Regions from separate parts of the Homo sapiens genome. Here region 2 is linked to region 1. Evidence: read pairs that join two places in POLR2A ChIA-PET (ENCODE). Cell type or tissue: MCF 10A. All regions are shown on one strand. Each heading gives the region's core, and the rest is flanking DNA. Links, peaks and the distances in the headings are about the cores only.

Region 1 (4,397 bases), core at 90-4,089:
AAAAAAGTATTAGCATAATTTAAGTAACCAGTACATGAGGATCTTAAGTTAATACTTTTTTCCAGCTTTTATTTTAAGATAATTATAGTTGCAGGAATTTGCAAATATAGTACAGAGAAGTCTCATGTACCCTTCACCTAGTTTTCCCCATTGATTACATATTATATAATTCTAGTAAACAGCAACTCCAGGAAATTGATGTTGGTATAAAGTGTGTGTGTGTGTGTGTGTGTGTGTGTGTGTAGTACTGTCACTTTATCGTGTGTAGATTCCTGTAATCATCACCGCAATCAAGATACAGAATTATTCCATCACCAGATGCCTTTGGCTGTTCATTCATAGTCACACCCATTCCCTTCCTCTCTACCATCCCTAACCTCTGACAACTGTTTATCAGCCCTCCATTTCTATAATTTTGTCATTTCAAGAATGTTACGTAAAAGGATGCATATTGTATATAACCTTTTGATACGGGCTTTTTATAACCAAGCATAATGCACTTGAGATCCATTCAAGTTGTTCTGTGTACCAGGACCATAGTTTATTCTTCTTCTTTGCTGAGTAGTATTCCATGGAATGAATATACTGCGGTTTGTTTAACCATTCACTATTTGTAGGACATTTTGGTTGTTTTCAGGTTTGGTTGTTATAAATAAAGCTGCAATGAGCAATTGTACAGAGGTTTTCGTGTAGACACAAATTTTTATTTCTCTGGGATAAATGTCAGGAGTGTGATTGGTAGATTGTACAATAATTGCATGTTTAGTTTTAAAAGAAACTGCCAAACTGTGTTTTGTTTTTGTTTTTTTTTTTGAGATGAAATTTCATTCTGTTGTCCAGGCTGGAGTGCAATGGTGCAGTCTTGGCGCACTGCAACCTCCGCCTCCCAGGTTCAAGTGATTCTCCTGCCTCAGCCTCCCAAGTAGCTGGGATTATAGGTGCCCACCACCATGCCTAGCTAATTTTTGCATTTTTAGTAGAGATGGGGTTTCACCGTGTTGGCCAGGCTGGTCTCGAACCCTTAACCTCAGGTGATCCACTCACCTCAGCCTGCCAAAGTGCTGGGATTACAGGCATGAGCCACTGCGCCTGGCCCAGACTTTTCTAGAGTATACCATTTTACAGTCCAGTAATGCATGAGAGATCCAGTTTGTCTCCATGCTTGCCAGTGTTTGATACTGTCACTATTTATCATTTTAGCTGTTCTGATGGGTAGGTAGTATTATCTCATTGGGGTCTCAAGTTGCATTTTCATAATAGCTCAATATCTTTTCATGCTCTGATTTGCCATCCATATATCCTCTTTGTGAAATGTCTGTATGTGTGTTTTTCCCATTTTAAAATTGGATTGTTTGTGTTTTTTCACTGTTGAATTTCAAGAGTTCTTTATACATTCTAGATTTGAGTTGCTTATCAGATATGTGGTTTACAGATATTTTCTCCCAATTTCTAGCTTGTCTTTTCATCCTCTTCACATGGGCTTTCCTAGAGAAGCAAAATTGAAAAGTGTTCAATTTTGTTGCAGTCCAGTTTTCCGAATTATCTTATGGATTATGCTTTTGGTGTCATATCTAAGAGCTCCTCACCAAGTCATAGGTCCTGAAGATTTCCTCCTATGTTTTCTTCCAGTTTTATAGTTTTATTTTTCATATTTATATCTATGATAAATTTTTAGTTAATTTTTATGTAAGATGTGAGGTTTAGGTCAAGATTCTTTCTTTTTACTCCCGGCACTATTTATAGAAAAGACTACCCTTCCTCCCTTAAATTACTTTTGCACTTTGTAAAAAATCAGTTAGATATACTTATGTAAGTATATTTTTGGGTTCTGTATTCTGTTTCATTGATCTATGTCTATTCCTCCAACAATACCACACAATCTTGATTACTATAGCTATATAATAAGTCTTGAAGTAGGATAGCATGGTTTTTCCTATTTTATTCTTTTTTCAGAATTGCTTTAGCTATTTTAGTTTCTTTGCCTTTTCATACGCATTTTAGAATAATCTTATCTATAGCCACAAACTCGCTTGCTTATTTTTTTTTTTCAGTAGTTGTATTAAACCTGTATATCAGTTTGGGGGAGAATTGACATCTTTGCTTTGTTGACTCTTCCAATCCATAAAACATGATATATCTCCCCATTTATTTAGCACTTTGATTTCAGGAATATTTTGTAGTTTTCAGCATACAAGTTCTGTATATGTTTTGTTAGATTTATATCTAAGTATTTTATTTAAAAAATTATAGCTTTATTGATATTATTTTTTAGAGTGATTATAAATGGTATTTAAATTTTGGTTTCTATATGTTCATTGTTCGTATATAGAAATGTAATTTTTTTTAGATGAAGTATCACTCTGTCCAAAGGACCAACTTTTTGTTTCATTGATTTTTCTCTGTTTTTAAAATTTTCCATTTCATTGATTTCTATCCTATTATTTCCTTCCATGTTTGTGATTTAAGTTTATTTTGCTCTTCTTCTAATTTCTTGACTTGTGAGCTTAAATTACTGTTTTGAGACTTTTCTTCTTTTGGAATGTAAGCATTTAGTGCTATGGATTTCCCTCTCGGTACTGTTTTAGCTGTGTGACACAAATTTTGATATATTTTCATTTTCATCTAGTTCAATGTATTTTTTTAATTTCCTTTATATTTCCTTTTTAACTTACGGATTGTTTTAAAGTGTGTGTTTAATTTTCAAGTGTTTGGAGGTTTTCTTTACCTTTCTGTTATTAATTTATAATTTGATTACACTGTGGTCATATAACACACTTTGTATAAATTATTTTAAATTTATTGAGTTTTGTCTTATAGTCCAGGATATGGTCTATCTTGGTAGACATTCTGTGGTTTCTTGACTTAAACTCCTGTCCTCAGCAATCCTCCCACCTCGGCCTCCCAGAGGGCTGAGATTACAGGTATGAGCCATTGTGTCCAGCCTATTCTGTGGGGTCTTCAAAGGAATTCTTCTGTTGTTGGATGCAATATTATAAATCATGATTATATCCTTTAGTTGATAGTGTTTTCTAGTTCTTTTTGTAAATCTTTGCTGATTTCTGTTTACTTGTCTTATCAATTTTTGAGGTGCAGTTGATTGAAGTCTCCAGCTATAACTATGGATTTGTCTGTTCCTCCTTTCACTTTATGAGTTTTTGCTTCACTTATTTACATCTTTGAAGTTTGGTGCAAACACATTCAGGATTATTATGCCTTCTTAGTGGACTTATTCTTTTATCATTATGTAATATCCTTCTTTGTTCCTGGACATTTTCTTCACTCTGAAGTCTATCTGATGATAATATAACTCTTGCTTCTTTTGATTAATGTTTGCATGCTATATTTTTTCCATCCATTTACTTTCAACCTACCTATATTGTTATACTGGAAGTGAATTTCATGTAGATAGTATATAATTGGGTCATGTCTTTTATCTACTGTCAGTCTCTGTTTTGGCAATTGTCATATTTAGACCATTTACATTTAATGTAATCATTGATATATATTAGGGAATAAGTCTGCCCTTTTTTGTTTTGTGTTTGTTCTGTTTGTTGTTGCCATTGTTGTTATTTCTCTGTTTTCTTTTCCTTGACTTCTTGTGGGTAATTTGAACATTTTAAAATAATTACATTTTAGGCCAGGCCTAGTGGCTCATGCCTGTAATCCCAGTACTTTGGGAAGCTGAGATGGGAGGATTGCTTGAGACCAGGAATTCAAGACCAGCTGTGGCAACATAGCAAGATCCTGTCTGTACAAAATATATCTTTTAAAAAATTAGCTGGGTATAACGGTACATGTCTGTAGTCCCAGCTACTTGGGAGGCTGAGGCAGAAGGATCACTTGAGTCTTGAGGCTGAGGCAGAAGGATGACTTGAGGTTGAGGCAGCAGTGAGCCATGATTGTGTCACTGCGTTCCAGACTGGGTGACAGAGTGAGACCCTGTCTCAAAAAATAATAATTTCATTTTATAATCTATAGTGTTTTTTAGTATATCTCTTTGTATAGTTTTTAGTGGGGTGTATATGTGTTTGTGTGTGAGTATGTGTATGACTTGTTGTGGTCTCCTGATGTGTTTTACTATTTCAAATGAAATGTAGAAACTTTACCTCCTTTTATGTCTTTGAACCCTCCCATTTATAATTGTCTTAAATAGTTCCTTTACGTATGTTGAGAACCACATGAGACATAATTATTGCTTCATTCACCGAACATAATTTAGAAAACTCATGAGAGAATAATCTGTCATATTTTTAAAAGTTTTTACCCTTTCTGTTGTTCTTTCTTTCTTCCTGATATTCCAGGATTTCTTCTTTTATCATTTCCTTTCTGTTTAGAGAACTTCTTGACAAATTCCTTTAATGTTCCTTCATCTAAGTATGCTTTAATTTTTCTTTTAT
Region 2 (4,397 bases), core at 116-4,115, 240 kb before region 1:
GGCTCACGCCTGTAATCCCAGCACTTTGAGAGGCCGAGGCGGGCGGATCACGAGGTCAGGAGATCGAGACCATCCTGGCTAACACAGTGAAACCCCGTCTCTACTAAAAATACAAAATATTAGCCGGGCGTGGTAGTGGGCCCCTGTAGTCCCAGCTACTCGGGAGGCTGAGGCAGGAGAATGGCGTGAACCCGGGAATCGGAGCTTGCAGTGAGCCGAGATAGCGCCACTGCACTCCAGCCTGGGCGACAGAACGAGACTCTCTCTAAAAAAAAAACAAAAACATATATATATTCTATAAGAGAGAGAACAATCTGAGCATAGGCAGCAAAAAGAAAAGATAGAGAGGCAAGAGAGTGTTCCAGAAAGGGCATGAGCTAAACAGTACTGGGTTCAAATTCTACCTCTGCCTCTATGGAAACCCAAGCAAGTTACCTAACCACACGGAACCTCAGTTTCCTCCTGTATAAAATGGGGGTAATAATACACACTTGTAGAGTTGTTTAAATGATCAGAGACACTTTCGTATGTCAAGTGTGTAGGTCAAGTGTGCAGCAGTGCACGTAGGAAATGGAAGTGAGCTAAACAGGACTCCTGTGTGCGTGTGCTGTTGGCGTATTGCAGACTGAGCAGCTGTATGTGGTTTTTCTTGCTTCTAGTGGAACACGTATGTAAGGAAAAGGGATGCCAGGGACAACTCACTCACTATAGCCTGTGGATCACAAGCATTCTGAATTAACGGTAAAAGCAAATTAGCCAGAAATCGTAACAGGTCTTTTAAAACTATTGATGAGGCCAGGCATGGTGGCTCACGCCTGTAATCTTAGCACCAGCACTTTGGGGTGCCGAGGCGGGTGGATCACGAGGTCAGGCGTTCGAGACTAGCCTGGCAAACATAGTGAAACCTCGTCTCTACTAAAAATTTAAAAAATTAGCCGGGCATGGTGGCAGCCACCTGTAATCCCAGCTACTCGGGAGGCTGAGTCAGGAGAATCACTTGAACCTGGGAGGCGGACATGGCAGTGAGCCGAGATCGCACCGCTGCACTTTAGCCCAGGCAACAGTGTGAGACTCCATCTCAAAGAAAAAAAAAAAAAAACTATTGATGAACTGTCCTTAAGCAATAACCCACCCAATTCCTAGAGAACTCACAAGCTGCACCTTAGCCCAGTCCCACTGCCTTGTGATTTCCTTCTCATCAGCTATATTGTACTAGGCAACAGGCCAAGGTTACTAGCTTTTTTTTTTTTTTTTTTTACTGTTATTTTAGTGCTCATAATCTTTGAAAATCTCTTCTGGCCCTCAGAAAGCAGGGTAACACAAGGACATTGGTGGCTAACATTTGACTGTTGGGTTGGGCAGATTATATTTCTTTTTTTTTTTTTTTTTTGAGACAGAGTCTTGCTCTGTTGCCCAGGCTGGAGTGCAGTGGCGTGATCTGGGCTCACTGCAAGCTCCGCCTCCCAGGTTCATGCCATTCTCCTGCCTCAGCCTCCAGAATAGCTGGGACTACAGGCGCCCACCACCACATCTGGCTAATTTTTTGTATTTTTAGTAGAGATGGGGTTTCACCATGTTAGCCAGGATGGTCTCGATCTCCTGACCTCGTGATCCATCCGCCTCAGACTCCCAAAGCAGATTATATTTCTTTTCTGGTTTTCCCTGAAACAGGGTAGGCAGGTTCCTGTCCCTGAGCAAAAACATCAACATACGGAGAGTCACTCAGGAAACCAATTTGGGTGAAGTATCTGTTTGCATAACCCATTTTTCTTCCAGAGCTATAAAAGTAATTATTCATCCATCTCTGACAAAGGAGACCATTATCCTGTTCTTACTGTGATTTGGATCTAATTTAGATGTCAACTACATTTATGAGTCCTCAATTTATTATGCAATCAAGATAAACAGATGGTGTCTCATAATCAGTATGAGGGCAGAATGACTTGGAGAGCTTGGAGATGAGCCAATAAAAACCTGTTTGCAGTGCCATTGAGTGTGGCAGTGCCTCCCAGAAGAGGTACCTCATTCTCACAGAATTAGCAGACCATAAAAACAGCCCTAATATTTGGGAGAGACAAAGTGAGGGAAATCAGAGAGGCAGTCAATATTCAAGGAAGTGCAGGAGGAGAAAGGGGGGCTCTGAAAGGAAGACTGTGTAAATGGTGGGTGAGCAGGAGGGCTAAAAAGCCAGAAGGGCCTGCAGCCCCTGCCTAGCTACTGCAGCCCCAATAGCTGAAAATGCAGCCAGCATCATTGAACTCAGCTGCTTACCTCAACTTTGCAGAGAGGCAGCCTTGAGTAATTCAATCAGTACTGACTGGAGGGCTCCTGTGTGCAGGTCACCAACAGGCTCTGTGGGCAATACAAAGAAGGACACAATAGAGGTTCTGCCGCCAGGGGGGTTGTAACCCAAGGTACATGCATAATCATGGAACTCAATATCATACCGTGTGCCAGGAAACAGTGAGGGAGCCCAGCTCTTTTCTACTGGAAAGAGCCAGGAAACAGTGAGGGAGCCCAGCTCTTTTCTACTGGAAAGAGCCAGGAAACAGTGAGGGAGCCCAGCTCTTTTCTACTGGAAAGAGCTGTTTGCCTGTGGTCAAAAGAAAGCTCTTAGTTCCAGTGATCAATGTTGTTTTGTGTAATCTAGTCCCATACTTATACAAATATAGATTATAAAAACAAATCAATCTTTTTAGTTACATAGAATTACATAAAATTATGAGTTTCTAACTTTAAAAATCAGGATATAACCCACATAAAACTGAATATTATAAAGACCAAAGTCTTCCTACTCATTCTCTACTAAAAGACATATTTAATAACAAAATATATGCAAGATAAAGTTATACAGACTTTTAAGAGGTGATGGTTGTGTTGTTAATCTCAAATTCAAAAGTCTTCAGAACAAGTAAAAGAGGCAGGAGAGCTTCGGCTTAGTCAGGAAAATTCTGTGCCCACCATCCCACCTGCCCCCCATTTCCCCCACCAACACCCCAGCAAAGAACTAACAGAAAGAACAAAAAGGAATTTGAGGAGCTGCAAAGAATCCAAGATCCATTTTTTAGTGACAACCTGACAGCATTTTGTTTGAAAATGTTGTCAGTAAAAACAATCTATGGGCCAGGTATGGTGGCTCACATCTGTAATCCCAACACTTTAGGAGGCCGAGCCGGGCAGATCACCTGAGGTCAGGAGTTCAAGACCAGTCTGATCAACATGGCGAAACCTTGTCGCTACTAAAAATACAAAAATTAGCTGGGTGTGGTGGCACTTGCCTGTAATCACAGCTACTCTGGAGGCAGAGACAGGAGAATTGCTTGAACCCGAGAGATGGAGGTTGCAGTGAGCCGAGATCGCGCCACTGCACTCTAGCCTGGGTGACAGAGTGAGACTCCGTCTCAAAAAAATTATGCCAATGTCTTTCCTTATTTGATCTGTTTAAGTGCTTTCCTGTGTAAATGATCCTCTCAACATTACTGCTTGTAGGAAGCAGCCAATTCTGGGCCAGTTTGCTCAGAGCACATCACTATGAAAGTGAAAACTCAGTCTCATGTCTGCTGTAGCTCTTCCCCTAGATCTTCATAGAGCTGACCCCTGGTCATTCAGTTCTCTGCTCAGATGTCACTGGCTGGATGTGAAGAAAGGAGGAAGTGGCATCAGGGATTGACCCAGCTTTCATGTTTGGTGAATGGGATGGACAGTTGTTCCATCAAACACGTCAGGGAATTTAGGAGAAAGTGCAGGCTTGTGCGGAGAGAGATGTAGAGAGCAGAGAAGAGGGGAGGAGAGAGATGGTTAACACGGCTCATTTATGGACACATGGAGTCTGTGGAATACCAAAGTGAAGACGTCCAACACAGTTGAATAGATAGCTCTGGAACACAGGCAAGAAGTGTGGCAGACAGAGGAGAGAAAAGAACATCAGCATACAGATGAGAATAAAAAACCATAAAAGTACATGAGATTACTCTAAGAGAAGGGCAGAGAGTAAGAAGGAAAGAGAGCACAGAACCCTAGAGCACACCAATATTTAAGGGACACAGGAAATAAATTCAGTCACTGTAACTAAGAAAGAATGACCAGACTGGAAGGAGAATGAGAAGAAGAGTGTCAATGGAAGATTCATAATGTCAAATATGATAGAAGAGTCAAGTAAGATATGGGCTGAGAAACTGAAATATGTCCATTGAATTATGTCCTTTACTATTGTTGTTTCAGTAGCGTGACAAGAATGGAAACCAGTGGGTTGAGAGAGCTGGGTTGGGGGGAAGATGTGGGATGATATGTACACTTTTTTCTCCTAAACTGAGGAGAAAGAAAAGAGAGCAATAGCTGGAGAAAGGATGAAGAATCTAGGAAGGAATCTTTTTTAAATGGAAGAGTATGAGAAGCCT

The links. Peaks named below come from ENCODE experiments on the same cell type or tissue, not always from the same donor. Only the 100,000 strongest peaks of a DNase experiment are listed, where the experiment ranks them.
Region 2: POLR2A ChIA-PET joins it to region 1 with 5 read pairs; 2 of 35 experiments call an interaction of 5 or more read pairs at or near these places.

The regions. Positions count from the first base shown.
Region 1 is chr3:42,574,386-42,578,782 of GRCh38, reverse strand. All of the region lies in intron 1 of SEC22C (SEC22 homolog C, vesicle trafficking protein), which reads left to right. Among named protein-coding and RNA genes, the nearest start is that of SEC22C, 5.4 kb to the left of the region's middle. In MCF 10A, for the core only: no CTCF peak of the experiment used is centred there; no DNase peak of the experiment used is centred there.
Region 2 is chr3:42,817,586-42,821,982 of GRCh38, reverse strand. ACKR2 (atypical chemokine receptor 2) reads right to left here. Exons shown (of 3, transcript NM_001296.5): 2 at 2,272-2,352. Among named protein-coding and RNA genes, the nearest start is that of ACKR2, 10 kb to the right of the region's middle. In MCF 10A, for the core only: no CTCF peak of the experiment used is centred there; DNase peaks (open chromatin) are centred at 1,942 and 2,342.